2 separate regions of the Homo sapiens genome follow, and region 2 is linked to region 1. A link is an interaction called in ENCODE POLR2A ChIA-PET data of the cell type or tissue named here. Cell type or tissue: PC-9. All regions are shown on one strand. Each heading gives the region's core, and the rest is flanking DNA. Links, peaks and the distances in the headings are about the cores only.

Region 1 (15,001 bases), core at 4,300-12,299:
TATATATGTATTTTTACTTTTTTTTGAATAGGGTCTTGCTATGTTGCCCAGGCTGGTTTTGAACTCCTGGCCTCAGGAGATCCTCCCGCCTCAGCCTCTCAATGTGCTAGGAGTACAGGTGAGAGCTACTGTGTCCGGCCTTAAAACATCATTTTAAACCAGTTACTTAAAATACATTTTTCCTTCACTTGTTTAAAAAACTTGTAATGTGGTTGGGCGTGGTGCCTCACGTCTATAATCCCAGTGCTTTTTTGGGAGGCCATGGTGAGTGGATCACTTGAGCCCAGCCTGGGCAACAGCGTGAGACCCTGTCTTTATGAAAAGTAAAAAAAAATTAGCCAGGTGTGGTAGGTAGCGTCTGCCTGGAGTCCCGGCTACTTGGGAGGCTGAGATGGGAGGATGGCTTCACTCCAGGATTCAGGTCTGCAGCGCACTATGATCACTGCACTCCAGCCTCGGTAACAAAACAAAAACACGCCTGCAATTTGCATGTTTATCATATTCAACTCAAATACTTGAAGTGGGATATTTGATTCTCAAGGTAAATCAGAGAGTAAAATCATATACCAATATCAGAGGCTGAGTGGGCAGATAATGTAATTGATGCTGATGCATATCAAACAAACACTTCGGAATTTTGGTATTCTGCAAATAAACACTCTCCCTCAGTTTTCTGTTGCTATTGTTTGAGACGGAGTCTCGCTCTGTCGTCCTGGCTGGAGTGCAGAGGCATGATCTCAGCTCACTGCCACCCCCGCCTCCCAGGTTCAAGCGATTCTCCTGCCTTAGCCTCCCAAGTGGCTTGGGATTACAGGCATGCGCCACTATGCCCAGATAATTTTTGTATTTTCAGTAGAGATGCGGTTTCACTATGTTGGCCAGGCTGGTCTTGATGGAACTCTTGACCTCAGGTGATCCACCTGCCTCAGCTTCCCAAAGTGCTGGGATTACAGGTGTGAGCCACCTCGCCCAGCAGGAATTCTTGATCTCTCATTTTCATTTTGAAAGAGGCAAAGGTGGAGTTTTAACTTTTTTCTTTACTGTGTGAAAAACTATGCATAAAGTTCAATGGTATTTTGTCCTCAGTGGTGGTGACACAGACAATAGGAAGTAGTAGGACTCTGGCAAACTGGAGAGCTCCTGCCTCATTTAGATGGCATAGCTGCTTCTCAGTTCCTCGCAGATTTTCTTCATGCCAGAAAGTCTTGTTTTTAGGCAAAATCTTGCGATCTTTAAATACTGCCGCCTAATTAAATAATAAACTAAAAGGGAAAACAGAACACCTAACACCAGATATGGTTAAATTATATGGCTGAAGGAAGATAGTCTATAAACAAAACATTTCATCAGAGAATGAGAGGTAAAACAGAAAATGAAACTAACAGCAGAAACAAAAGTTAAAATAGTATTTTCAAAAATAACTACAATGAGGATAAACTAAAAAGTGAAATTTACATGAATTAAAAAAAAAACACAACAACTTCAATAATGCCTCTCCCTGGTTTTCCAGTGGCTAGGCAAAAAAAAAAAAAAAAAAAAAAAGAAAGAAAGAAAAAAAGAAAAAGAAAAGAAAAGACAACAACAAAAAATAAATGGCTTCCCTCCTCCTCCACAAAATAGTTGAAAATCCTAGTCTCAGCTGCTGCCACAGAAAACACCAATCTCACCATCTTGCGTTTGTATAGCGCTTCAACTCATATTCTCTTGTTTAATCCTAAACCCCCTCATTGCTAAACTATTATCATCTTCACTTTATAACCAATAAATTAAGGGTACAACGTAAGTTACACAGAAAGAACTAGAGCCCAGGTTTTCTTACGAGGCTAGTATCTTCCAAGTCACAATAATGAATGCCAAGTATCAATTATGTCAGAGTATGGGGAGCTTTAGTATTCTTTTCTGATGCTGCGTGAACACTCTTCAAAACCTAGTTTCAGATAAATATATAAGGTTACGGGTATCTTATTTTTTTGGCATTTTTTTCCCCTTGGGGACACTTGTAATCATTTATAAGTATTTGCATTGGGCTCTTACAGAGACAGAAATGTATTTATAATATGGCTTTGGATATAAATCCATTGGTACAACAATCTTTTTGGCAAAAAAACCTATCAAGAATAGTCTTCTGGTAATGTGTTTTCTCAAAATCATACATATTTGTGTTTTAAAACAATCAATAAGGAAAGCCTATATAACATTTATAAGGGAAATTCCAGACCATATAAACTGAGAACAGTATTACGTTGCCTACATACCTACTCATGGGAAACCTAACCAAAATAAACTCCAAATCTGCATAATTTGGCATCACATCCAGACTCCATTTGAATGCTCTCTGCTAAATTCTCAAAAGCAATATGCCCCAGTACAAAGCCACCTTTGTTCTCCCATCTAGCTAATCAGTTTCCAGCCACTGGGAAAGAAAATATTTTGGCAGAAAGCCAGGGTTCAGGGTGTTAAAGTGTAAAGGTGAATGTCCACAAGGAATTGGAGTTGACTTTCTACCTGAACACTATCAGAGCATTAAACTCAGAATGAGATGGAAAGTTTGAAAACTTGATCATAGCAACTGTCCACTTGTATAAATTCACTTATGCAACAGTACATGATATGGGCTGATACAGCAGCACCGCATTTATCCCAAGCCTTTTCTTCAGCCAATGATCTCGGCTAACTGAACAGACAAGGATCCACCTAGAAGGCCTCCAAATAGTCAAACTGGATGTCTTACTTTCTTACACACAAATAGTGGCTGTTCTTCACTTATCCTGCAGGGCTTCCCTCTGAACCTCTTACTCTTTAAACATTAATTCTGAAAAGCCTAGTAATCTCATTCCTTTGCTCATAGAGGGTCATAAACCACACATTCAGAGCAAAGGGTAAGGATCCATTTGTGGGTGGCAGGCAGATGTAAGACATAAAAGCTTCACAGTGAGTAAAAAGCAAATCTAGAAAAAAAAAAAAACTTCTACATAAGCTCCATCAGTATCCCCATACAGTAACAAAACAGCAACCATTATAGTACAGCCATCAACAAAGTTCAAGATTATGCCCCACTTGAAGATCAGAGGAAGAAATCAAATAATGAAATAATGTTTTAAAATGTTCTAATCCAGGGGTTGACAACCGTTTTCTGTCAAGAGTCAGACAGTAAATGTCTAGGTATTACAGGCTATATAATCACTCTTGTAAAAGCAGCCACAGACAATCCATAAAATATTATGTGGCCAGGCATGATGGCTCATGCCTGTAATCCCAGCACTTTGGAAGGGCGAGGTGAGAGGACTGCTTCAGCTTAGTAGTTTAAGACCAGCCTGGGTAACATAGCAGGACCCTGTCTCTACAAAAATAATTTTAAAAATTAGCTGGGCATGGTGGTTTGTTTGTGCCTGTAGTCCAAGCTACTTGGGAGGCTGAAGTGGGAGGATCACTTGAGCCTGAGAGGTCGAAGCTGAAGTACGCTAAGATGGCACCACTGCACTCCAATCTGGGCAATGGTGAGACCCTGTTCCAAGAAAATTTTATATGCAAAAGCAGCCAACAGGCCTTAGTTTGCCAACTCTTGCTCTAATATAAAATGGTTAAATGAGATAGATCTGGCAACTTTTTTTTTTTTTTTTGAGACGGAGTTTCGCTCTAGAGTGCAATGACACGATCTCGGCTCACTGCAACCTCCACCTCCTGGGTTCAAGCGATTCTCCTTCCTCAGCCTCCCGAGTAGCTGGGATTACAAGCATGCACCACCATGCCCGGCTAATTTTTGTATTAGAGACAGGGTTTCACCATGTTGGTCAGGCTGGTGGCGAACTCCTGACGTTGGGCGATCCGCCCACCTTGGCCTCCCAAAGTGCTGGGATTACAGGCGTGAGCCACTGCGCCCAGCCAGATCTGGCAACTTTAAAAAGATTAAATATCACTTAAAGCAAATTAGATATTCAAATTTTGCAGACCCCTTCATTCCTAATACAGAAAAATTAATCACCAAATATTTAACGAACACTGACTATGTGCCAGGAATTGTGCTCTGTGGTACAGATTTGGTGAATAAAATAGGTATGGTGTCTACTTTCGTGGTGCTTACAATCTAAAAGAGGAGATGGCAACTAACAAATAATTTCAAATACTCTAAGTAAATTATAACAAAGGTGCTGAGAGCTATAAGCACACCATGCTGGGGAAGTATGTAAAGGGGACCTGGCCTGGCTTGTAGGAGTAAGGCAAGGCTTCTCCAGGGAAGTGATTCTGTGAGGAAAACCAGCCAGGGGCTAATAGTAGAAGGCAAGAAGAATGTTCCAGGCACAGGACTCGACAATATCCAGAAGAGGGAGGGCCAGACAAAGAAATCCAATACAGCTAGAACAGAGGGTGAAAAGCAGGAGGGAGGGAGGGAGGGAGGGAGTCAGGAGCTGAGTCAGAGGCAGCCAGGGGCCAAACAGACAAACAGGGCCTCCTGGGAAGTACCAAAGTTTACAGACTTTAGCCTAAGGGCAAAGGGAAGAAAATCAAGGATTTTAAGGGAAGACAGTGATAGTGAACTCATTTGGTTTTTCTACAAAGCTCACTCCGGCTGCAGGCTGGAGAAGGACGTGGAGGGGGAGGACAAGAAGCTACTGCAGCCAGCGCAGTGCAGTGGGTCACACTTGTAATCCCAGCACTTTGGCAGGCCGAGGTGGGCGGATTACCAGAGGTCGGGAGTTCGCAAGCAGCCTGACCAACATGGAGAAACCCCATCTCTACTAAAAATACACAATTAGCCAGGCATGGTGGCGCATGCCTGTAATCCCACCTACTCGGGAGGATGAGGCAGGAGACTCACTTGAACCCAGGAGGCGGAGGTTGCCGTGAGACGAGATCACGCCATTGCACTCCAGCCTGGGCAACAAGAGCGAGACTGCTTCTCAGAAAAAAAAAAAAAAAAAAAAAAAAGAAGCTACTTCAGTAAATTTGGATGGCACCTGGCCTGGAGCAGAGGACATGGAAATGGGGAGACAAATCTGAAAAATAACTAGAACACAGTTTTAATAGGCTTGGTGACTGACTAAAAAATAGGTATGTGTCAAAGGTGACACCCACGTTTCTGTTGTGAGTAACTGGTGTCACATACTGAGATGTTACTCCACAATTTCTTTTTTTTTTTTTTTTTGAGACGGAGTCTCGCTCTGTCGCCCAGGCTGGAGTGCAGTGGCGCGATCTAGGCTCACTGCAAGCTCCGCCTCCTGGGTTCATGCCATTCTCCTGCCTCAGCCTTCCGAGTAGCTGGGACTACAGGCGCCCACCACCAAGCCCGGCTAATTTTTTTGTATTTTTAGTAGAGACACGGTTTCACCATGCTAGCCAGGATGGTCTCGATCTCCTGATCTTGTGATTCGCCCGCCTCGGCCACCAAAAATGCTGGGATTACAGGCTGTAATTTATTTTTTTCATTTCTGGGCCATATCTTTTGTTAAAACTATAATTTACAATTTACTACTAAAATGTATATTCCTTAGACAACTTTAAACCCTGATTCATAAAAATGTAACCTTAAAAGACACCTACAAAATAATGTCCAATGCACAAAATCTAAGAGATGATTTAGATGCCCAGTTACCAGCATCTGGGCCACAAAGTCACATCTGTGTAAGGGCATGCCCTATGAGAGACAAAGTTTAAAGCAAAGCCTTTCTAGTGTTCCTAATAAAACGAGAATAAATCGAAGAGGTAAACATATGTGTCTGGTGTCAATCAAAAACAGACGGTGTTATAGCAAGAAGTCTGGATGTAGAGATTCTGACTAGATCTGGAGAGGGGTCTGTTCTGTAGCACATCAACAGATCCTCCACCTGGCTGATTATCAGGACTGGCTGGGAAGCTTTTAAAAATACACATTTCCCTGGCTGAATTCCAAACTGACAGGAATGACCTGAGTATTTTTAAAAGGCGCAAGCTTTAAATATTTTTTTAAAAATTTTTAGTGCACAGCAATAACCTCAACAATGAGAGCAGAAAGTCTATTCTGTACCTTCTCTTCCCCATCTCCCGAATCAATTAGGATAAACTCTAATACTCTTAACAGGGAATGGGGGATTGGGATCCTCTGCATGAAAATAACTTTTAAGATACCAGGTTTCTTGTGCTTTGTTTTTGCTCCCATGATAACTGCTCTAGGAATAGAGTATGGGGTTTTTCTTCTAACAATAAATTGTTATAAAAATTTTTCAAGATATCCAACAACACTATCTTAAACTTCAGACTATAAAGTAGTTTACACATTGAATTGTAAGCTTTCACTTTAAAGAAATTTTAGTAGAGTATCAGATGTTAAAAGATCACATAGTTTTAAATTTTAAAATGGTTTTGCAATTTGCTTTTCAAAAATCACTTGGGGGCCAGGCGCAGTGGCTCACACCTGTAATCCCAGCACTATGAGAGGCTGAGGAGGGTGGATCACCTGAGGTCAGGAGTTTGAGACCAGCCTGGCTAACGTCGTGAAACCGTGTCTCTACTGAAAACACAAAAATTAGCCGGGCATGGTAGCACACGCTTGTAGTCCCAGCTACTTGGGAGACTGAGGCAGGAGAATCGCTTGAGCCCAGGAGGTAGAGGCTGCAGTGAGCCGAGATCACACCACTGCACTCTAGCCTGGGCAACAGAGTAAGACTCTGTCTCAAAAAAAATAAAATAAAATAAAATAAAATAAATCACTTGGGGCCAGGCACGGCGGCTCCCACCTGTAAACCCAGCACTTTGGGAGGCCGAGGTGGGCGGATCACTTGAGGTCAGGAGTTTGAGAACAGTCTGGCCAACATGGCAAAACCCTGTCTCTACTAAAAATACAAAAATTAGCTGGGCGTGGTGGCACGCATCTGTAGTCCCAGCCACTCTGGAAGCTGAGGCACAAGAACCTGGGAGGCGGAGGTTGCAGTGAGTGGAGGTCACGCCCCTGCATTCCAGCCTGGGTGACAGAGCAAGACTTAAAACAAAACAAAACAAAACACCAGTACATATTAAGTGTAACTTCTGCCTTACTGATGCCTAACTGAAATCAAAAAGCAAACAGAAAATGTGCTGTAATCAAGCAGTAAAATGTAACTATACTTAATGTCATACTTTATATTAGTTCCTTGAATTAAATGTTCATTAAGGTTTACATAAAATCAGATTTCTAGTTAAGCATCTGCTCAACTTTGCTTAAAAGACAGAGTGCGGCCGGGCGCGGTGGCTCACGCCTGTAATCCCAGCACTTTGGGAGGCCGAGACGGGCGGATCACGAAGTCAGGAGATCGAGACCATCCTGGCTAACACAGTGAAATCCCGTCTCTACTAACAATACAAAAAAAAAAATTAGCCGGGTGTGTTGGCGGGCTCCTGTAGTCCCAGCTACTCAGAGGCTGAGGCAGGAGAATGGTGTGGAGCTTGCAGTGAGCCGAGATCGCGCCACTGCACTCCAGCCTGGGGGACAGAGCTAGACTCCGTCCCCACTCCACAAAAAAAAGAGTGCATGCATTATAGTACACTAAGTAAGTCTGCCAGATTTAGATGCTGCGACCTGATGGTAAACCAGACAGACAGGAAACAAGTTAACATATTCTTAAATAAGATATTTCCAGGTCTTCAGAGGATGATGTGGTAAAGGTGGGAAGGTGGAGGGCTTTAGTTAGGGTAGTCAGAAGAGACTCCTCTGACAAACTTATCTGAGCTAAGCAGGAGGAGGCAGACGTGGGAAGAACCGAGGGTGAAGTGTCCTTAAGAATAACCAAGCATAAGAGCACAGAAACAGAAACAAGCTAACGGCTGGGTGCAGTGGCTCACACCTGTAATCCCAGAACACTTCGAGGCCAAGACGGGTGGATCACCTGAGGTCAGGAGTTCGAGACCAGCCTGGCCAACATGGTGACACCCCATCTCTACTAAAAATACAAAAATTAGCCAGGCATGGTGGCATGCACCTGTAGTCTCAGCTACTCAGGAGGCTGAGGCAGGACAATCACTTGAACCTGGGAAGCAGAGGTTGCAGTGAGCCGAGATTGCACCACTGCACTCCAGCCTGGGTGACAGAGCAAGACTCCATCTCAAAAAAAAAAAAAAAAAGAAACAAGCTCATCAAGTCTGAGGAACAGGAAGGAAGCCAGTGTGGCTGACTGTGATGAGGGAGTGAGAGAATGAGGGAAGATGAGGTTGGGAAGTCCAAATCAGAAGGGATTTTATTCTGGTTGCAATGGGAAATCATCAGAGGGTTTTAAGCAGGAATGAACTGACTACCTACTTTCATTTTTGCTAAAGTCATATTTGTATTAAATTTATATTTTTAAAATCTAAAATATTTCTGTTGAATTGCCTATTTCTAAATCAAATTCTAAGGGCTATCAATTATATTGGACATTTTACCATTAATAAATAGAAAACATTTGCACATAGAAACATATTTCTAAGTTGTAATTCCTATGACAACAATAAAAACCATCAAAGGTCTCAATAAAAATTATACCACCAATAAATAAAAACTTAGAAAGGAAATAAAAGATAACTACCCTTAAAAGATGTTAGGATTAATTCCATAATCATGCAAGAGTATAATTCCATTAACAAAACATGTGGTGGTATAACTCAACTGTCATAATCTTTCTACCAAAGGGGATAATCCAACAAAATTCTGTCACATGGCAATACTTTAAAAACCCACTCTATATTTGAATGCACATCCAAACAGCAACTAACTTTTTAAAGAAAATTACAATTGCTAACAAGAAAGGCCTATTATTCAACCATAATTATTTAAATTCTTCCTCCTTTTCCAGCACTCTATATATAGCTTTCCAAGGTTCTATCCATGGTCTTCATCTCAGATAGCCTTTATGTCTACTCCCAAAATTTTAACTATCACTTTTCAAAAAGCTTGCAAATCTAACTAGTTTTTGGATTTCTACCCTGAACTTTTGTCTACCATTTCTAATCTTCTGAATGACTGGTTAAGATTATTTGTCCTAAGACAAAATTCATAATTTTCTTTTCCAAATCAATCTACTCTGCTTGTTCATGACACTGTCCCAGCTGTCAGACTCAAACCATCAAGATATGCTCTGCTGGACTCTCCTTCACTGCAAAGCAGCCACAGTGAGTGCAATGACTCCCAAGTATTTCCCCTCCTACCTTCCCGCCACTGCCTTCTCCCCTCCCCCCACCCTTCCCCTCTACTTCTAGGCCAGTCTCCTCACTTCTTTACCGCCTGCTCCTGGCTCTCTACTGTAAGACTGCTGCCCACTCCAATTCATCCTGAACAGCCAACTGAATCTTCCTAAGGTCATACTCTCATTATATCGCATTCCTGTTAATTACCTTTGAGATCCATCTCAGGAAACTTTGGGAACATTAATTTGTGTGTGAAAGTATTTTGTAAAATAGTCAAGTGATATAGGCAGAGGTTATCCTTGGAGGTTTATTTTGTTGGTGGACTTTAGTTCCTCCAAACCCAGGAAAGCAAAGATACATAATCAGTGGAATTCCAGAGCCCTGGGAGTGGTCTAATGCTTATCAACTGATTAGAAATAGTTTTCACCTTCAAAGATAATCCCCACCCATTCTCTCAAGCTACTTTCTTTTCAAAAAAATTTTTTTGAGGAGTCTTGCTCTGTTGCCCAGGCTGGAGTGCAGTGGTACGATCTCGGCTCACTGCAACCTCCACCTCCTGGCTGATTCTCCTGCCTCAGCCTCCTGAATAGCTGGGATTACAGACATGTGCCACCATGCCCAGCTAATTTTTGTATTTTTAGTAGAGATGGGGTTTCACCATGTTAGCCATGCTAGTCATGAACTTCTGACCTCAGATGATCCGCCCGCCTCCACCTCCCAAAGTGCTGGGATTACACACGTGAGCCACCAAGCCTGGCCGCTCTCAAGCTACTTTCTGGGTTGGCTTATAAATACCGTAAGTCTTTAATTTATCCCAATACCAGGCTTGATGCTCTCATGCTGGCTTCCCAAACCACTTCATTTACAATTGAGAAAGGAAAAAATGGTACATACCATAATAAGCCCTACCCTGCCTATCTGCAGACACACATACATACACACACAAAGGCTACGAGATTAAAAAAAAAAAGTTTTAGGACTCAAAATACATTTGAAAATTCTTGGCTGAGCATGGTGGCTCATGCCTATAATCCCAGCACTTTGAGAGGCAGGGACTGGAGGATCACCGGAGACCAGGCAACATAGTAAGACCCAGTCTTTACAAAAAAAGAAAGAAAGAAAGTTATTGCCAAATAGTGATTTCAATTTTTTTGGAAGACTAATTAATATCAGTGTTTACATCCTTCCACAATAGTAACTTCCCACCTCATTTTCCAGATAATTAACTAGTTTTATACAATTTCTTTAAAAAGTATCCTAAAAGTAAAAGAAAGAAAGTATTTACTGGGTGCTTACTATAAGCCAGGGCACTGCACTTAGCTCATTTAATCCTCATAGTAATTCTACAAAATATTATAATCTTTCTATAGGTGCAGACATTGAGACTCAGGAAGATTAAATGGCTTTGTTTCTGGTATTTATTAACTGGTAAATACAGCCTTTGAAAGTTGGTTGCCACCAAAAAACAGGAATGCTTTGGATTCCAAAGTCACACTCTTTTCACATTTTTCTGAGTGGAGAATAATCCATTTGATAAAGTGAAGATTCAATAAATTCCCAATATTCAATAAATTCCCAATTTCTACTTAAGGAAAAATAAAACCAAAGAGGTTAACACAAAAGTAACTAGAAATATAAATTTTCTAAAGTACACTTAGTGAAGCATAAAGATATTAATTAAACCAACAATATCACAAATGTTTTAACCCACATGTTAGTTAACATAAGAAGATTCACACAAAATGTTTATTCACTAAGTTTGTGGCAAAGTCTGGGTATCCTTTCAGTGGGGAAAATACACTATTTCTATTTCTAACACAATTTTTCTAAACAGTGATACTTACCCTTCTTTTGTATAAATATCCTAAGCAGTGGATTGGCCGTTGAAACAGCTTTGTGATAATTATCATCATTATTTATAGGTAGTAAGTCTCCATGGATGTCTGCATAGCCTACCAAAACGTCAACATTGGGGATCTTATGAACATGTTGTAGTAATCCATAAAACTCCTCAAATTTTCCAGGTTTTGATCTTTCCAGCGAAAACCGACGAAATTCAGCTCCAAACTATAAACGTAACAAACATATTACTTAAAAAAAAAAAAAAAAGTAAAAGGACCCAATTTGAAAATGCATGCCATAGAAAAATTAACGAGCAGAGCAAGTATTTTTAATTAAGGAAAGATTGTCTATTGTGAAGAACCTTACTATCAGGGATTTTAAAAAGCCTAAGAAAGGCACAAGAATGTGCCTCCTGACTGCTGTGTCTCTGAAGAGCATTCCTTTCAAGAGAGGCAGGCTCAACTCTATCTATCCCTGGGGTACCTAGGCCTTACTGCGGACTGTTCTGCATAGTGACTCAGCTCAAACCCTGTCTGGAGCCCAGACTCTGACGGCAATGCTCTCCTCAGGTGCATCATGGGGTACCAAAGACTTGTCCAAGTCCTTATTTTGACCAAAGGAAAGCATTTAAGTGTCCTCCCCCATAAATGGAACTAGGATTTCATGGTATGTGGTAAGAATCAACAGCAAAATATACAAAAAGAACTGTGAGCTACGTGGCGTTAAGGTATGATCTTCCCTATGTTAATGCAGAAAAAAATAAGCTTCAGTAATACATCAAATGTATGTCCTATAACTATCCAATTAACGCACAAAGTGTTTATGTGTTTGGCACAGTGCTAGGCCCTAGAGATTGAAAGCCTCGAGCCTGCTCCAGAAGCTCACCAATTAGTGGGTAAAGAGAATAATTACTTCAGGGAGGTATTAAGAGATCACACAAATGGGGCGGAATGGGGAGGAAGACAGCCTCCATCATGCCCAATACTTACCTTCACAGTTCTGATTCTGAAGTCTGTTTCCCTACACCTCTGTTTTCCCAATGTCAAATAATTAAAAGTGACTCTTATTCAACACTAAGAACTGAGGCCAGGCGCGATGGCTCACATCTGTAATCCCAGCACTTTGAGAGGCTGAGGCGGGAGGATCACAAGGTCAGGAGTTCAAAACCAGCCTAGCCAACATGGCAAAACCCGTCTCTACTAAAAATACAAAAATTAGCCAGGTGTGGTGGCACATGCCTGTAGTCCCAACTACTCAGGAGGCTGAGGCAGGAGACTCTCTTGAATCTGGGAGGCAGAGGTTGCAGTGAGTCGAGATCATGCCACTGTACTCCAGCCTGGGCAACAGAGCAAGACTCCGTCTCAAAAAAGAAAAAAAAAAAAAAAACCAAAACACTAAGGACTGGCTTCATCTAGTCCATGATAAACAGGATTTATAACACTGTGGGAATAACATGGCATTTCCTCAAACGTGGAAACCTAAGAAAAGTTAATCTGCCTTCCTCAAAAAGTGTCCCAGTCATGTAAGTTTGAGAAACGCTACATAATTATGCTCTTGGGAATCACTGCGGAGACCAGCACTTTAAAGGCTCATTTAAGCCCTATGTTGGTTTTTAAAAATATTTAAACGAACGTTTGCCTAATGTGTTTAACCACTGAACTCATATTTCTTCCACCTATCTATTACTAGCAAGAAATACTAATGTAAAAATATTATGTCCCAGAGAAAAAAGGAAAAGAGAAATACTGTTGGTACAGCCTTAAGCATCATGTAGAGAAAGCCCCTACCATAATAATTTGAGTTTACAAATATGTCACTTCATTTTCCCAAAGGTCCCATGGGACATCTGGATTCACTGGTTTTGCTCTATCTAAAGTTCACCTGCTCTGCTTACACCCATACTCCTCAGTGGTTTTAACATCAAAACTCACTAAAAACACCTCTTACCTCTAACAAAAATTAAAATAGTTCCCAAAACACATTCCTGAAACATAAACACTAACATCTGTCAAGAAAATAAGGTGACTCATACCTAAGGCTCTCAAAAAGTTTAGTCACACCTTCACATTTCAAAGTAAATAAAAACTCAGGGAACACCCTTCATATCAGTTAGTCTCATGATGTTATCAAAAGTCACAGTTTCTCCTCCATTTTCTTTATTCTGGTATCACAACATGAAGTTGCTAGTGCTTGCTGATTCATCCACAGGGTTTATCACTTCCCCTGATGTATGAATGGGAATAACATCTGATCATTTAACATTTTAGGGCTTCAATGTTTTTGTTAAAGCTTTTGGATGAAATTTCTTCGCTCAATATTTTCTCTTGCTTAACTGTTATGATAAAAACAATAAAAAATTGTATGGCTTCATGGTATATTTGCACTTTTGCCAATATTGGCATGGGAAAAAAAAACCCAAGAGAAATTGTTATGCTTCTTGCAACACAACAATAGGATTAAGGGAACTTTTTACATGAACAAAAACACTAAGAGACAAAATTAAGATTCAATCAGCAATTATTCACTTGTGAACCATTTACAACTGTTTCATAGCCTAGTTTGCCCTAGCCATCCAGAATGTGTATGGACTCCCTTCCCCCAGTGTCTGTTGGTACATTCTAGAAATGCAAACTTAATTTTCATAGTCTATTTGCCTATGAATAATAATTAGGAAATTTTATGACTCAAAGACTGTTCCAGGGTTATTAAAGGACATCATCAAGATTATTGATTAAGAATCTTCCCAACACTAGAGATACAATTAGGAAGATAAAACAGTTACCAAAGAAAAGTCACATACTAGCTGGTACCACAAATTGAACTATAGGTATATTTACATTCTCCATTCTTTTATCATTACTATTTTTCCCTTCCACGTGTGAAGATAATAATGTTGACACTACTGCTTTATTGCATTTTTTTATTTTTTTGAGACAGAGTCTCCCTCTGTCACCCAGGCTCTGAAGTGCAGTGGCGCAATCTCGGCTCACTGCAACCTCCGCCTCCCAGGTTCAAGCAATTCTCCTGCATCAGCCTCCGGAGTAGCTGGGATTACAGGCATATGCCATCACGCCCCACTAATTTTTATATTTTTAGTAGATACAGGGTTTCACCGTGTTGGCCAGGCTGGTCTTGAACTCCTGACCTCAGGTGATCCGCCCACCTTGCCCTCCCAAAGTGCTAGGATTACAGGTGTGAGCCACCATGCCTGGCCAACATTACTGTTTATATGAAGAAAAAGAGATCCTAAAAATGGACCGGAACCCAGTGTGGTGGCTAATGCCTATAATCCAAACACTTTGGGAGGCCTAGGTGGGAATATCACTTGAGCTCAGGAGTTAGAGACCAACATGACCAACATGGCAAAACCCTGTCTCTAAAAAGATAAAAAAAAATTGAAAATAGTAAGAGAAAAATGGACCAGCTAGGTGCAGTGGCTCACGCCTGTAGTCCCAGTACTTTGAGAGGTAGAGACGGGCGGATCACTAGAGCTCAGGTGTTCAAGATCAGACTGGGCAACATGGAGAGACCCCATCTCTACAAAATAAATAAATAAATAAATAAATAAATAAGCTGGGTGTAGTGGTGCACGCCTGTAGTCTTGCTACTCAGGAGGCTGAAATCGGAGAATCGCTTGAGCTCAGGAGGTTGAGGCTGCAGTGAGCCGTGATCGTGCCATTGTACTCCAGCCCGGGTGACAGAGCAAGATCCTGTCTCAAAAAAAAAAGGACCGGCACACTACCTAGTTTTGGTTATAAACTCTTAGCAATCAGTTTTGTAAAAAGCTGTGGTATCACTAAAGCAATGTCAAAGAAAATACTGTTTCAAAAACCCTTCCAAATATTTTTTAAATGGTTAAGGTGACAAATGTTTCAATCTACTGAAAATAAATGTATCAGCAATATATATTTGAAACATATAAGGTGTCATAGACATACTAGAAACACTCACTACCTATATCTTGCCTATTTGTCAACAGCTAGAATAGTGGGACCGACTTCATTCAGCACATGTTCCTAGAATCAGTGTATGATTCTATTTAAAAGACACA
Region 2 (15,001 bases), core at 2,521-10,520, 94 kb after region 1:
CCTCTTACATGTCACCAGTAGCGTACCAGGGTTTCAGTTGCCCCACATCCTCTCCAGCGCTTGCTGTGGTCTGTCTTTTGGATGACGACCGCCCTCGTGTATGTGCAGTGGTATCTCCCCAGGGATTTGAGCTGCATGCTCAGCCGTCAGGACTTCGGTCAAGGCTGTGCTTATGGGTATAGAGAGGGCTTGGTGATTTCTTTTTTCTTTTCTTTTCTTTCTTTCTTTTCTTTTCTTTTCTTTTTTTTTTTTTTTTTTTTTTTGAGACAGAATCTCTCTCTGTCGCCCAGGCTGGAGTGCCGTGTTGCAATCTCGGCTCACTGCAACCTCCACCTCCCAGGCTCAAGCGATTCTATTGTCTCAGCCTCCCAAGTAGCTGGGATTACAGGCGCCCGCCACCACGCCTGGCTAATTTGTGTATTTTCAGTAGAGATGGGGTTTCACCATGTTGGCCAGGCTGGTCTTGAATTCCTGACCTCAAGTGATTCACCTGCCCCAGCCTCCCAAAGTGCTGGGATTATAGGCATGAACCACCATGCCCAGCCTCGGTGATTTCTTGAGTGACAGTCGGTGGGGCCTCAGGGTTTGGAGCCTGGGAGGACTTGGGGGTGGGATAGGCCTGGGGAGAGTACATGCCAGGGACAGAACTGGGAGACTGGACCCACCCTTTTCCTGGGCCCAGGGCCACCTCCTCCCTTACAGGTGTAAGGCCTTGGCCTCAGGCTTCATGTAGATCAAGAGAAAGAGGTTCCACAGCAGAACCCTAAATGCAAATGCTTCCTCAGGGAAGCCAGTGCAAAGGAAGTCTTGAGGAGGGAGCTCCACTCAGGCCTGTGCCAGACTCCGAGGGGGAGTTCAAAGACCTAAGGTCTTGTCTTTGCCCCGCCATGTCCACAATAACATAACACATGTACCATCTACTTTCCCTGAAGTTGTGGTTTTCTGTTCAGGTTCCTGATTCCCTAATTGGCCTGTAGCTCCCAGAGCAGCAGATCTGGGCTCCTCCCCCTCTTCTCTGGTGTGTAGGCAGTGCATTGAAGAACACAGGTGCATTGGTGTTAGTTCTCAGCTCGTTTCTAATGTTTAACATATACAGTGTTTCTTGAGCTATTACTATGTGTCCTTACGATGCATACCCTGCTCTGATGATTTCCATGCATTTTATTTCCACTGCTATTTCACAGATGAGGAAACCGAGGATATAAGAGGTGAGGAAGGGAGTGTGGACAACGTTCCACAGCCAGTGGATGGAATTGCCAAGATTCGAACACCGTTCCATCTGACTCCAGAGCCCTTGTCTCTAACCACCAGACTATAGTGGGAGGGTAGATTGAGTAGGGGCCTTCCATTCTCAGGCTTCCTTGACAGAGTATGTATTGGTTTTCTATTGCTGTGTAACAAATGATCCCAGACCCAGCAGCTTAAAACAATATCCATGTATGAGCTCACAGCTGTGTTGGTCCAGAGTCTGGCATGGCTGAGTTCTCTGCTCATCGCAAGGCTGAAATGCAAGATGTTGGTCCGGCTGAGTTCTTGTCTGGAGGATCTGGGGACAAATCCACTTCCAAGGTCATTCAGTTCCGTGTGGCCATAGGACTGAGGTCCCCATTTCCTTCCTAGCTGTCACTGGGGGGCTGCTTTCAGCTTCTAGAGGCCTCCTGTATTGGCCACCTTCACCTCCAAAGCCTGCAATGGAAAATCTCTCTCACGCTGAATCCCTCTCATACTTTGAATCTCCTTGGCCAGTAAGAGCCAACAGGAGGCTGAGGCAGGAGAACTGCTTGAACCCGGGAGGCAGAGGTTGCAGTGAGCTGAGATCATGCCACTGCACTCCAGTCTAGGTGACAGAGCGAGACTCGGTCTCAAAAAAAAAACAAAAAACAAAAAGCCAGTCCTGTTTGAGGGCTCTCTGATTAGGTCAGGCCCACCCAGGCTAATCTCCCTTTTGTCATATAAGGTAACCATGGCAGTCAGATCATAATATTCACAGGTTCTGCCCACAATCAAAGGGGTGGAACCTGTGAGTATTACGGGTTAGAGAAGTCGAGCGTCTTTGGGATCATCTTAATATTCCACTCACTGAGACTGGGGAAGGTCTTGGGTGCTGATAATAACAATAGCAATAGTGATATTGGTACTTCTTTTCCTTTGCTTAGAACTTTGTGGATTACAGACTGATTATACATCTGTAATCCTGCAGGAGACTGTGATGGACTGAATGTTTGGGTCACTCTAAAATTCATATGTTGAGGTTGGATGTGGTGTCTCACATCTGTAATCCCAACACTTTGGGAGGCCAACGTGGGCAAATCACTTAAGCTCAGGAGTTTGAGACCAATCTGAGCAACACGGTGAAATCTCGTCTCTACTAAAAGTACAAAAAGTTAGCCAGGTGTGGTGGTGCACACCTGTGGTCCCAGCTACTCAGGAGGCTGAGGTGGGAGGATTGTTTGAGCCCGGGAGGTGGAGGTTGCAGTGAGCAGAGATTGCGCCACTGCACTACAGCCTGGCAACACTGTGTGAGATGCCATCTCAAAAAAAAATTCCTATGTTGAACCCAAACCCCCGTGCTGTGATTAGGAGGTGGGGCCTTTGGGAGGTGAATAGATCTCGAGGGTGGAGGCCTGGTGAATGGGATTAATGGGATTAGTGCTCTTATAACTTCCAGAGTGTTCTCTTGCCTCTTCCCTCCACGTGGGGATGAAATGAGAGGACCATAGTCTGCAACCTGGAAGAGGGCCCTCACCAGAACCTTACCATGCAGTCACCCTGATCTCCAACTCCTCGCTTCCAGAACCATGAGAAATAACCCCCAGCCCCACTCCCCGACCCACCAGCTTATGGTTCTCTGTTACACACAGACTGCAGGCTATAAAGTATGTGCCTGTATCCCCATTTCACCCATGAGGGGAGTACAGCTCAGACAGGAGACTGCCTAGTTAGCCCGGCTGGGGCTGGAGCCCAGATCTTTTGACCCCAGGCCAGGGCTTTTGGCGCCCAGATCATCCCCTGCCCCCATTGGAAGCCTCAAACCTCATTACCGTCCTTGGAAGGGGGCAAAGTATCTGCTTCCAGCCAGCCTAGCCCTCAGGGAGCGCTTCCCTGTAAACTCACCCCATTGGGTCATCCAAATGGCTTTTACAGGAATTGCCACTGGGCTGAGCGAACCTCACCTCATTAAGCAGGAAAAGCAATAAAGCCTGAGGGCTGCAGAATCAGAATAGTTCCTGGGCAGGAAGGGCCCAGTCCCTGTGGGTGGGGGTGGGGGACAGGCAGGCTGGGCCAGGCCTGGCTGCATGGCCAAGACCAGGGGTCCATGCTCTCCAGAGGGAAAGTGTCAGGACTGTCACCATTGTCCCACCTCTGAGTGTGCCAGGCATCCTTCCCAGGGGCCTACATCTTTTCTTTTTTTTGAGATGGCTTGCTCTGTAGCCAGGTTGGAGTGCAATGGCATGATCTCAGCCCACTACAAACTCTGCCTCCTGGGTTTGAGCGATTCTCCTGCCTCAGCCTCCCGAGTAGCTGGGATTACAGGTACCCACCACCACCCCTGGCTAATGTTTGTATTTTTAGTAGAGACGGGGTTTCGCCATGTTGGCCAGGCTGGTCTCCAACTCCTAACCTCAGGTGATCTGTCCATCTTGGCCTCCCAAAGTGTTGGGATTACAGGTGTGAGCCATTGTGCCCTGCCTCTAATTCAATACCGTCATATCCTTATAAGAAGAGGAAGAGCTGTGAAGACAGAGACACTGGGAAGCACCATGGGACAACAGAAGCAGAGATTGGCGTCATGCAGCTACAAGACCAGAAATGCCAAGGATTGGTAGCCATCACCAGAAGCTAGGAAGAGGCAAGGAAGGATTCTTTCCTAGATCCTTTAGAGCAAGGGTTCCCAACCCCTGGGCCATGGACTTGTACTTGTCCATGGTCTGTTAGGAACTGGGCCACATAGCAGGAGGTTAGCAGCAGGCAGGTAAGCGAAGCTTCATCTGTATTTAGAACCACTCCCCATTGCTTGTGTTACCTCCTGTCTGATCAGTGGAGGCGTTCAATTCTCACAGGAGCACGAACCCTATTGTGAACTACGCATGCGAGGGATCTCGGCTGCATGCTCCTTATGAGAATCTAATGCCTGATGATCTGTCACTGTCTCCATCACCCCCAGATGGGACCATCTAGTTGCAGGAAAACAAGCTCAGGGCTCCCACTGATTCCACATTATGGAATGTGAGTTGTATAATTATTTCATTATATATTACAATGTAGTAGTAGAAATAAAGTGCACAATGAATGTAATGCACTTGAATCACCCCAAAACCACCCACCCAACCCCCACCCTGGTCAGTGGAAAAATTGTCTTCCACAAAACTTGTCCCTGGTGCCAAAAAGGTTGGGGACCGCTGCTTTAGAGGGAGCATGGCCCTGCCGACACCTTGATTTGGACTTCTAACCTCCAGAACTGCAAGACAATAAGTTTCCCTTGTTTGAAGCCACCCAGTTTGTAGTATTTTTTTTTTTTTTTACAGCAGCCCCAGGAAACCATAGAGTACCCTGGATTTTTTTCTTTCTTTTTTTTAGAGATGGAGTGTTGCTATTGTCACCCAGGCTGGAGTGCAGTGGCATGATCTCAGCTCACTGCAACCTCTGCCTCCCAGGTTCAGGCAATTCTCCTGCCTCAGTCTCCCGAGTAGCTGGGATTACAGGTGCCCACCAACACACCCAGCTAATTTTTATATTTTTAGTAGAGATGGGGTTTCTCCATGTTGGTGAGGCTGGTCTAAAACTCCTGACCTCAGGTGATCCACCCGTCTTGGCCTCCCAAAATGCTAGGATTGTAGGCATGAGCCACCGCGCCTGGCCACTACCCTGGATTTTAACCTTAGCAGCACAAAGTGGTAGGATAAGCTATAAATTATATTTTGTGTTTTCCTTTTAATGAAGAGAAAAAGAGCAAGTCCTCGCAACTGAAAGTAACTGTAAGATAATTTCAGTGGCTTCCAATGTATAGATGAGGAACTGGAGGCTCAAAGAGGATAAGTGACTTGTCCAAGGTCACATAGTGAGAATGAGGTGGCCGGGTGCGGTGGCTCATGCCTGTAATCCCAGCACTTTGGGAGGCCGAGGCGGGTGGATCACGAGGTCAGGAGATCGAGACCATCCTGGCTAACACGGTGAAACCCTGTCTCTACTAAAAATACAAAAAATTAGCCGGGCATGGTAGCGGGCGCCTGTAGTCCCAGCTACTTGGGAGGCTGAGGCAGGAGAATGGCGTGAACCCGGGAGGCGGAGCTTGCAGTGAGCCGAGATTGCGCCACTGCACTCCAGCCTGGGTGACAGAGCAAGACTCCATCTCAAAAAAAAAAAAAAAAAAAAAAGAGAATGAGGCAAAGGCTAGACTTGAACTTCTGTTGACTCCAAGGCCTCTGCTCACCTCTGTGTCAGTCTGTGGGTGTGTATCTCACAGGTTATTGGCATGTCTGCAAAGAGTCCCAAAATCCTGGTCCCCAGACGTCACTTTTCTTTTTTTTCTTTTGAGATGGAGTTTCGCTCTTGTCGCCTAGGCTGGAGTACAGTGATGCGATCCTGGCTCACTACAACCTCCGCCTCCCGGGTTCAAGTGATTCTCCTGCCTCAGCCTCCCAAGTAGCTGGGATTACAGGCGTCCGCCACCACGCCTGGCTAATTTTTGTATTTTTAATAGAGACAGGGTTTTGCCATGTTGGCCAAGCTGGTCTTGAACTCCTGACCTCAAGTGATCCGTCCGCCTCGGCCTCCGAAAGTGCGGATTACAGGTGTGAGCCACCACGCCCGGCCCCCTTTTCTTTTTCACATGAGCTCAAAACTTAGTACTGTCCTTTTTCTTATGGGAACTACCTATGCTAGCCACATTTCCTGTAATATGAGCCCCTATGAAGCAAGCCTTCTTTCCCTGGTGATCTTTATTACAAAATTGGAGATGCATTCCCAACGAAATCATCTCCCAGTAGACCCAAGCAAGAATGTTTGGCAAATAAGAAATTAATTAATAAACAGCTTGTAGTACACAAACTTTAGTGTCTGCCTGGAATATTTTGCAACACTTTTGGAAACTCTAGAATTACAATCCCAGCACAAGCTGTTTATTTCAGGCTGTTAGGCCACATACATATCTCATATGCTTGAGAATCTAGTGACTCCACTCTGAGCATCAGGAATGGAGCCCCTGTTCCTTTTGTGTGGGCATTTATAGTGGCTGGTAGAGCAGGGTTGCAATACCTGGGGAGACCAGGAGGGGGTCTGCTTCCAACAGGAAATGGATTTAAGGCTAAAGGTTCTTGAAATTCAAGGCTTTGGGTTCTAGAAAATAAGTCTGTTCCTTTGGGAGGAAATCCACTTTCCTCATGATGTAGGTTAACCATCTGACTTAAAGTTGCTCAGTCCTGGGCCACGCACAGTGGCTCCCACCTGTAATCCCAGCACTTTGGGAGGCCCAGGAGGGTGAATCGCTTGAGCTCAGGAGTTTGAGACCAGACTGGGCAACATCACAGCAAAACCCTTTCTCTAACCAAAGATACAAAAATTCCCCTGGCATGGTGGTACACACCTATGGTCCCGGCTACTCAGGAGGCTGAGGCAGGAGGATCACTGGAGCCTAGGACATTGAGGTTGCAGTGAGCTGTGACCGCACCACTGCACTCCAGCCTGGGCGACATAGTGAGAACCTGTCTATAAATAAATAAATAAATACATAAATACATGAAGTTGCTCAGTCCTGGGAATGGAACAAAGAAGATGTGAAAAAAAATCTGACTTTTCTGCCTCCCTGCATAGATCCTGCCCCAGGGAGGCGCTTTAGCTGGGGTCAGAGTGCCTGGAACAGTCTCCCTCTCCAATAGGCACCAGGATGAAAAAGAAACTGCATATTTCACTGTCAAAAGAAAAACCAGAACAGCAGGCCGGCTTGATGTGTCTCTTGTAAATTGTTTACCTCTGGAGGACCAGATGGCTCATCTCTTGTTGAACCCTTGACCACTTCCCGTGCTGTTAACAGCCTCCACTAGCAAACAGACCCGGCTCCACCGGCTCACGTGGCTGTGCGGGAGTCCCAAGGCCGGCTGGCCTGTGGGGAGTTGTGGGCATTCCAGAGGGTTGACTCAGCAGTCCTGGGCTCCGGATGCTTGAGGAAATGCAAGACAGGAAGGATCTAGGTTAGGCAAATGGTCAGGTGTGGCAGGGATGGACAGCAGCTGGAGGGAGCGGGGATGGGCTTGAACTGCGCATGCCCACAGGGTTCCCAGTGCCCTTAGGCTATGGCCCTAGCGCCTCACCCTTCTAACGTAGGGTCCTTCTAACGTAGTCCCCATTCACCTCACTCGCTCACCTCTTACCACTCAGATGCCTTTGAATGTCAGCCTCTCCCCCGGCCCCACCTCGCCCTGGCTACGTGTTGGGTGGAGTGGGAGAGGCCGCATCTCCCTGCTGCCTTACAGACCTGGGAGAATCCGCAGACACAGGATGGATTGCGAACAGGCTCTGTCCTATGACATGAGCTGGCTGTGATTTATTTTTGAGGGATAGGAACGGGACACAACGGTGCTCCTGCCTTCCTGGGCAGGGGTAGCGAGCTTTTGGCCGTCCCTGCCTGGGCTCCATCCTTAGACACCACAGAACAAGGCCTCTCTGGAGCTGGCTGCTGGGATTTTTTTGTAAACTACTGTATAATAAGAAATGGGGGCCAGGCGCAGTGGCTCATGCCTGTAATCCCAGCACTTTGGAAGGCTGAGGCAGGCGGATTGCCTGAGGTCAGGAGTTTGAGACCAGGCTGGTCAACATGATGAAACCCTGTCTCTACTAAAAATACAAAAAAATTAGCTGGGCTTGGTGGCGTGTGCTTGTAATCTCAGCTACTCGGGAGGCTGAGGCCGGGGAACTGCTTGAACCACGGAGGTGGAGGTTGCAATGAGCCAAGATTGCGCCCCTGCACTCCAGTCTGGGTGACAAGAGCGAAACTCCGTCTCAAAAAAAAAAAATAAAAAATAAAAAATAAATAAAAGGGCTGGGTGCAGTGGCTCACACCTGGAATCCCAACACTTCGGGAGGTTGAGGTTGAGGATCGCTTGAGCCCAGGAGTTTGAGAATAGTCTGGGCAACATGGTGAAACTCCGTCTCTACAAAAAAAAAAAAAAAAAAAAAAAAAAGCAAACAAAAAAAAACAAAACAGAAATTAGCCGGTCATGGTGGCACATGCCTGTAGTCCCAGCTACTCAGGAGACTGAGGTGGGAGGATTGCTTGAGCCCGGGAGGCAGAGGTAGCAGTGAGCCAAGATTGCACCACTGCACTCCAGCCTGGTGATAGGGCCAGATCTTGCCTCAAAGAAAAAAAAGAAAAGAAAAGAAATATGTACCAATCCAGGTTATAAAAAGTATTTCATGTTTATATTAAACAAATTAATGCATTTAACATGTATACATGTGCTCCTTGAGAAACTAAAGTGGTAATTTGTTTCTGTGCACAAGAAAAGACTAGAATTAACATATCTATTTTAGCAGTTATAAAATACTGTTTTTAGTGTCAAAAATGTGCCTTAAGAATTTTCGGTTGGGGTCAGGTGCAGTGGCTTATGCCTGTAATCCCGGCGCTTTGGGAGGCTGAGCTGGGAGGATTACATGAGGCCAGGAGTTCCAAACCAGCCTGGGCAATATAGTGACAAACTAAGGGACATTTTTATTTTTTATTTATTTTTAAATTTTTTTAGAGATGTGGTCTCATTCTGTTGCCCAGGCTGGAGTGCAGTGGCACAATCCTGGCTCACTGCAGCCTTGAACTCCTGGGCTCAAGAAATCCTCCTGCCTTAGCCTCCCAGCTGGGTGCGGTGGCTCACGCCTGTAATCCCAGCACCTTGGGAGGCTGAGGTGGGCGGATCACGAGGTCAGGAGATCGAGACCATCCTGGCTAACACGGTGAAACCCCATCTCTACTAAAAATACAAAAAATTAGCCGGGCACAGTGGCGGGCGCCTGTAGTCCCAGCTACTTGGGAGGCTGAGGCAGGAGAATGGCAGAATGGCGTGAACCCGGGAGGCGGAGCTTGCAGTGAGCCGAGATTGCACCACTGCACTCCAGCCTGGGCGACAGAGTGAGGCTCCATCTCAAAAAAAAAAAAAAAAAGAAAGAAAGAAAGAAATCCTCCTGCCTTAGCTGGGACTACAAGTACATACCACCATGCTCAGCTAATTTTTCAACATTTATTTTTAATTAAAACAATTTATTTATGAGTGACCATGACCCAAGACATAGCCTCAGGGGGTCCTGAGAACATGTGCCCAACTTTTTTTTTCACTTCTTGTAGAGATGGGTCTCTCTGTGTTGCCCAGGCTGGTCTCAAACTCCTGGCTTTAAGCGGTCTTCCCACCTCGGCCTCCCAAAGTGGTGGGATTTGGCCAGACATGGTGGCTCACAGCTGTAATCCCCACACTTTGGGAGGCCAAGGCGGGAGGATCACTTGAGGTCAGGAGTTTGAGACCAGCCTGGCCAAGATGGTGAAACCCCAACTCTACTAAAAAAAAAAAAAAAACACACACAAAAATTAGCCTGGCCTAGTGGTGCACACTTGTAGTCCTAGCTACTTGGGAGGCTGAGGCGGGAGAATCACTGGAGCCTGGAGGCAAAGGTTGCAGTGAGCCAAGATCCAGCCACTGCACTTCCGCCTGGGCGACAGAGCGAGACTCCATCTCAAAAAAAAAAAAAAAAGTGCTGAGATTACAGGCTTGAGCCACTGCATCCAGCCCTGATGGACATTTTTCTATTCTTTTTGGGTTTTTTTTTTGAGATGGAGTTTCGGTCTTGTTGCCCAGTCTGGAGTGCAATGGTGCAATCTCGGCTCACCGCAACCTCTGCCTCCCGGGTTCAAGCAATTCTCCTGCCTCAGCCTCCTGAGTAGCTGGGATTACAGGCATGTGCCACTACGCCCGGCTAATTTTGTATTTTTAGTAGAGACAGGGTTTCTCCATGTTGGTCAGGCTGGTCTCGAACTCCTGACCTCAGGTGATCTGCCCGCTTTGACCTCCCAAAGTGCTGGGGTTACAGGCGTGAGCCACAGCACCTGGCCTCTGATGGATTTTTTTTTTTTAAATCACTGTGGTAATCATGTGGGGCAGAGGGTGAGAGGGAGGCAGAGATTGGTCCTGGCGAGCAGGGGTGGAGGCAGGAAGGAGGGGACAAATTCACGGTATTTCTGAGGAGCAGTGGAATCTCTTGACTAAGGCCTCATGGGGGGAGGGGGGAGATGGAGACATACCCTGGGGGACTTTGCAGCCTGGCTGGGAAGACAAGCTTCTCCCCCAGGGAATTAAACACCAGTGGTTAACAGATTAGCAACTTAATCTTAGAGACCAGAAAGCAGTTTCCAAATTGTAAAACACAGAAGGAAAACCTGTGACGGATTTGGCCACATAAGTATTTGAAGCTTGTATCTCTCTCCCTGTTTCTCTCTCTCTCACACACACACACACACACACACACACACACACCCACAGAGAACAATTTAAGATTAAAAGGTGAGGGGCTGGGAGAAAACTGAGAAAGGATGGTCATCTAGGATTTATCAGCCGCTCCCAGCAATCAAGAAGAAGAAGGCAGATAACTGGACAAAGGAATAGGCACTGAAAATTCCCAGAAGAGGAGATTGGGAAGCCGGTAAACCTAAGGAAATGTGCTTAATCTCATTAGGAATCAGGAAAATGCAAAGTAAACAAAGCCCCACCCCTAAGAGTAGTAGCCAAATGTAAAGGAGGGAAGTGGGAGCAGGAGGAGCCTCTCCCCCTGGGATGGGGAGGAGCCGGCCAGGTTCTGCGGAAGCAGAAGGGGGTGGGTGTACTACTGCCATGGCGCAAACACACATCCAAGGGCTCTGCAGGGGGCCCCACCCTTACCCCCCAGACCATTTCTAGGAGTAGGGGCTGAACAGGACCCAGTGGAGGCTACCGCCCTGCATTGGGAGGGTTAAGTAAGAGGCTGAAGGTCAAGTGAGAGGTCCTGCCGGGCACTTCCAGCGGCTCTGTCTCAGCCAGGCCAGTGGCCATGCGGAACTGGGAGCAAGGAGAGTGGGAGATAAAACCCTCAGTTTCAGTGGTTTAGCGTGGGAAACGCTAAAGTGATCTGTGTAACACAGCTCCTGGGTGGGGAAGAGATGGGGAAGGAGCCTGTGGCCTGGAGGTGGCTGGGGACAGATTCCCAGGATGGCTGGAAGGGGTCAAGGGCAGGGCCGTGCTATGACTTCCCTGGGCACCGAGCATCTTGGCCTGCAGTGGCCCTTCCAATAAGAAATAGGACCAGGTGTGGGGCTCACACCTGTAGTCCCAGCTACTCATGAGGCTGAGGTGGGAGGACTGCTTCAGTCCAGGAGTTGGAGGCTGCAGTGAGCTATGATCACACCACTGCACCCTGGCCTGGGCCACATAGAGAGACCCTGTCTCTAAAGAAATTTTAAAAAAATTAGCCGGGTGCAGTGGCACATACCTGTAGTCCCAGCTACTCAGGAGGCGGAGATGGGAGGATCGCTTGAACCCAGGAGGTCAAGGCTGCAGTGAGCTGTGATCCCACCACTGCACTCCAGCCTGGGTGATAGAGTGAGCCCTGTCTCTCTCTCAGAAAAAAAAAGAAGTGAGCCGGACGTGGTGGCTCACGCCTGTAATCCCAGCACTTTGGGAGGCCGAGGCAGGCGGATTACCTGAGGTCAGGAGTTTGAGACCAGCCTGACCAACATGGAGAAAATCTGTCTCTACTAAAAATACAAAAAATTACCCAGGCGTGGTGGTGCATGCCTGTAATCCCAGCTACTCAGGAGGCTGAGGCAGGAGAATTGCTTGAACCCAGGAGGCAGATGTTGCGGTGAGCCGAGATTGCGCCATTGCACTCCAGCCTGGGCAAAAAGAGCAAAGCTCCGTCTCAAAAAAAAAAAAAAAAAAGAAGTGCATATTACAACTTGCTATAACAATGAATACATTACTCTTATATAATAACACATTTTCTTTGACCTAAAGAACATTTTTTTGCCTTCTGATCCTAGAAGTAATTCACATGTGTTCGTGGGCGCATGCGTGGGCCTGTGCGTCTAATGGAGAGGTCACTGCAGAAAGGAAGCTCAGGGTTCTCCCAGGCAGCGGCAGGGTGTGGAAGTCTTTCTTTGCCTTTTTGACCGTTTTGTAGAGGGAAGCTGCTCTGCTGTCCAGCCCTGCGGAGGGGGGCAGGGTCTGTGTCCCCGAGATGACAGAGGGTTGGGGGCAGTTCATTCCAGTGACCAGTGGTTGGCCGAAGAGTGCTTTGGAGTTCAGCCCACCTGGGTTTGAATTTACATCCTCCCCGCATGGAGCTAAGCCTGACCAGTGCGTGTGTTCACCAAGCTCAGGCGTCTTTTGTTTGTGTGTTTTTGGATGGAAAGGGGAAGCAGCCCTTCACCCGGTCTCTCCTCCCTTGCAGCCGTGCCACAGGGCCAGGGTTGCAATGAAGGCAGGTCTCAGGCAGGTCTCGGCTCTGCTCTGGCAAACGGGCCCCAGAGGTCTGAGGAATCCAGCCAGCTCCTCCAAGCTCATGTCCTTGGTCTCAGACCTACAGGCTTTGTGCACATCCTAGGCTGGTGACAGCATGTGTGTGTGTCACGGCTGGAGTGGCAGAGGCCCTGTGGGAGCCGCAGACCCAGGGCCGCTCCGTAGGTGTCAGGCTGTGTGGTCTGCCAGAGTCCCACACCTGTTCGTGTGAGGGGAAGGTGCCCGAGCAATACTGTAGCCAACCAAATACCATAGTGTCTTCAATACTACTCATTTCGCCCATGGAAAATTATGCCTAAGCCACCATACGGGTTAATGAACCCTCCAGCCCAGGTCCGAAGAGATGCCTTTAGCACAGGGACGTGTGGCAGTGTCTGGAGATGTGCCAGGCTGTCACAGGCTGTGCTCCTGGTGTGGGGACACTGCTGAACACACAGGACAGCCTCCACAGCAAAGCATTACATGCTGAGGTCCAGGGACCCTCCCATAACCAATTCCAGAGTGAGGGCTTCTGATTGGAGAGCCCCACTCTGCGTGTCCCTTAGTCACTCCTGGGACCTAGGTCAGGCGTACACACACCTGCACCACACTGCCTATACACAAGCACTTTACCTGTATTGTATTTATTTATTTTTGGCTCATGGTGTTGCCCAAGCTGGCCTCAAACTTCCTGGGCTCAAGTGCTCCTCCTGCCTCAGCCTCCCAGGTAGCTGGGACTACAGGTGAGTGCCACTGCACCTGGATTTTTATGCAGGCGTTTTGGTGAGTCATTGGAGGTACAATGCTACCAACTTGCCACTTCAGGTGGCTCCATCTCGAGCCTCAGCCTCCTGGTCTGTACAATGGTAACAGTGCCCTGCCCCCGGGGAGCTGTGGGGGTGAGTGAGAGGCTGTGTGTCCAGCCCAGTGTCCGGGGTTTAGAAAGAGGGGTTCTGCTCAGCGGGGGCAGAGCTCAGGCTTGAGGCCAGACTTCCTGGGTACCAGGAATTCAATGAGTGAATTCTTTGAGCAATGCCTGGCACTGCACAAGTCCTGTAGCCGTGTTGGGTACCACTGGCATTATTGCTGTTTTCAGGTTTTTTTTTTTTGAGTTGGAGTCTCGCTCTGTCACCCAGGCTAGAGTGCAGTGGCATAATCTTGGCTCACTGCAACCTCTGCCACCTGGGTTCAAGCAATTCTCCTGCCTCAGCTTCCCGAGTAGCTGGGATTACAGGCATGCACCACGACACCTGGCTAATTTCTGTGTTTTTAGTAGAGATGGGGTTTCACCATGTTGACCAGGCTGGTTTCAAACTCCTGACCTCAAGTTATCCACCCACCTTGGCCTCCCAAAGTGCTGGGATTATAGGCATGAGCCACTGCGCCCGGCCTGTTTCTAGTTTTTGACAGTTGAACAAAGGTGCTTGGCCTGGAATAGCCACCACCAGGTCACCTCACTCCCTCAGTGTCAGGGGTCTCTCTCCAGGCTCCAAATGCTCTCATCTCATCTCAGTCCCTCCTGCCTGTCCTCATCCTTATCACTGCTCCTACAGCTGGAGACCAGGGTGAGGCACGTTTGAGATGGGATTCCCAAGTCAGCCTGTGCTTCTTGGAGGCCCAGCTTCCCCCGCTCCCTCCCGCTACCCCATCTTTATCTTCCTTCATCCCCCACACCCCCACGCTCTCTTCCCTAGCCTGGGCAGGCCCCAGCTGCCTTCCCACCTGGCGCCCCGACACACAGCCACCCCACAGTGGCCTCAAAGGCTTCTTTCCCAAAGAGAGGCTTTGTCTTCAAGGTGACCCCTGGCTGACCCCTGGCATGGCTGGTGGGAGTGGTGACGAGGCAGTGATGGGGCCATTTGAATTAAAATGCCCTCTGGATAATTCAAAGAAATTCATGAGTCATCTTTATCTGGGAAAACCCCAATGGAGTGAGCTGGGACCCAGGGCTGCAGACTGATAGACAGAGGGAAGCGGCCTCCCTGGATCCCGGTCCTCACTCCCGTGCCTGCTGTTGACTATTCTGCGGTCAGGAGGCGTCCCTTTGCCTGCAGTCCTGGGACAGTGGAGCGCAGGGGACACTGGGGCTTCCCAAGGAGCTGCTTGTTCTTCTCTTAAATCACAAATCAGGGCACTCATTGTGTGTCTATCCGTCAGGCCGCTGTCCTCTGCAGAGACACCTTGGGTGTCCCCTCCTGGCTCCAGGTGGTTCTGGAGGATGGCAGAGCCAGGACCATGGGCTGCCCTGAAGCTGGTTCCAACCTGCTCTATTTAAACCAAGGGTCCTTTAAATTTGTCTCTTTTCATTTAAATATGCTCTTTAAAAACCAGCAGGCTGGGCATGGTGGCTCACACCATGTGGATCGCTTGAGGCCAGGAGTTTGAGACCAGCCTGGGTGACATAACAAGACCCATCTCTATAAAAATAATAATAATAATAATTTATGTATTTATTTATTTAAAAAAATTTTTTTTTGAGACGAAGTCTTGCTTTATCA

Evidence for each region. Peaks named below come from ENCODE experiments on the same cell type or tissue, not always from the same donor. Only the 100,000 strongest peaks of a DNase experiment are listed, where the experiment ranks them.
Region 2: POLR2A ChIA-PET joins it to region 1 with 14 read pairs; 14 of 35 experiments call an interaction of 5 or more read pairs at or near these places.

The regions. Positions count from the first base shown.
Region 1 is chr20:50,734,031-50,749,031 of GRCh38, reverse strand. PARD6B (par-6 family cell polarity regulator beta) reads right to left here. Exons shown (of 3, transcript NM_032521.3): 2 at 10,953-11,175. Among named protein-coding and RNA genes, the nearest start is that of PARD6B, 10 kb to the right of the region's middle. RefSeq lists an enhancer at 11,035-11,710. In PC-9, for the core only: a CTCF peak has its summit at 4,323 (motif pointing right); DNase peaks (open chromatin) are centred at 4,401, 5,041, 6,931 and 8,116; H3K27ac peaks cover 7,909 bases.
Region 2 is chr20:50,637,853-50,652,853 of GRCh38, reverse strand. The region is part of intron 1 of RIPOR3 (RIPOR family member 3); the gene reads left to right. It overlaps RIPOR3-AS1 (RIPOR3 antisense RNA 1), which reads right to left and starts at 7,383. Exons shown (of 3, transcript NR_111906.1): 1 at 7,361-7,383; 2 at 6,968-7,156. RefSeq lists enhancers at 7,775-8,356, 11,951-12,646. In PC-9, for the core only: no CTCF peak of the experiment used is centred there; DNase peaks (open chromatin) are centred at 5,929, 7,113 and 10,153; H3K4me3 peaks cover 592 bases; H3K27ac peaks cover 3,758 bases.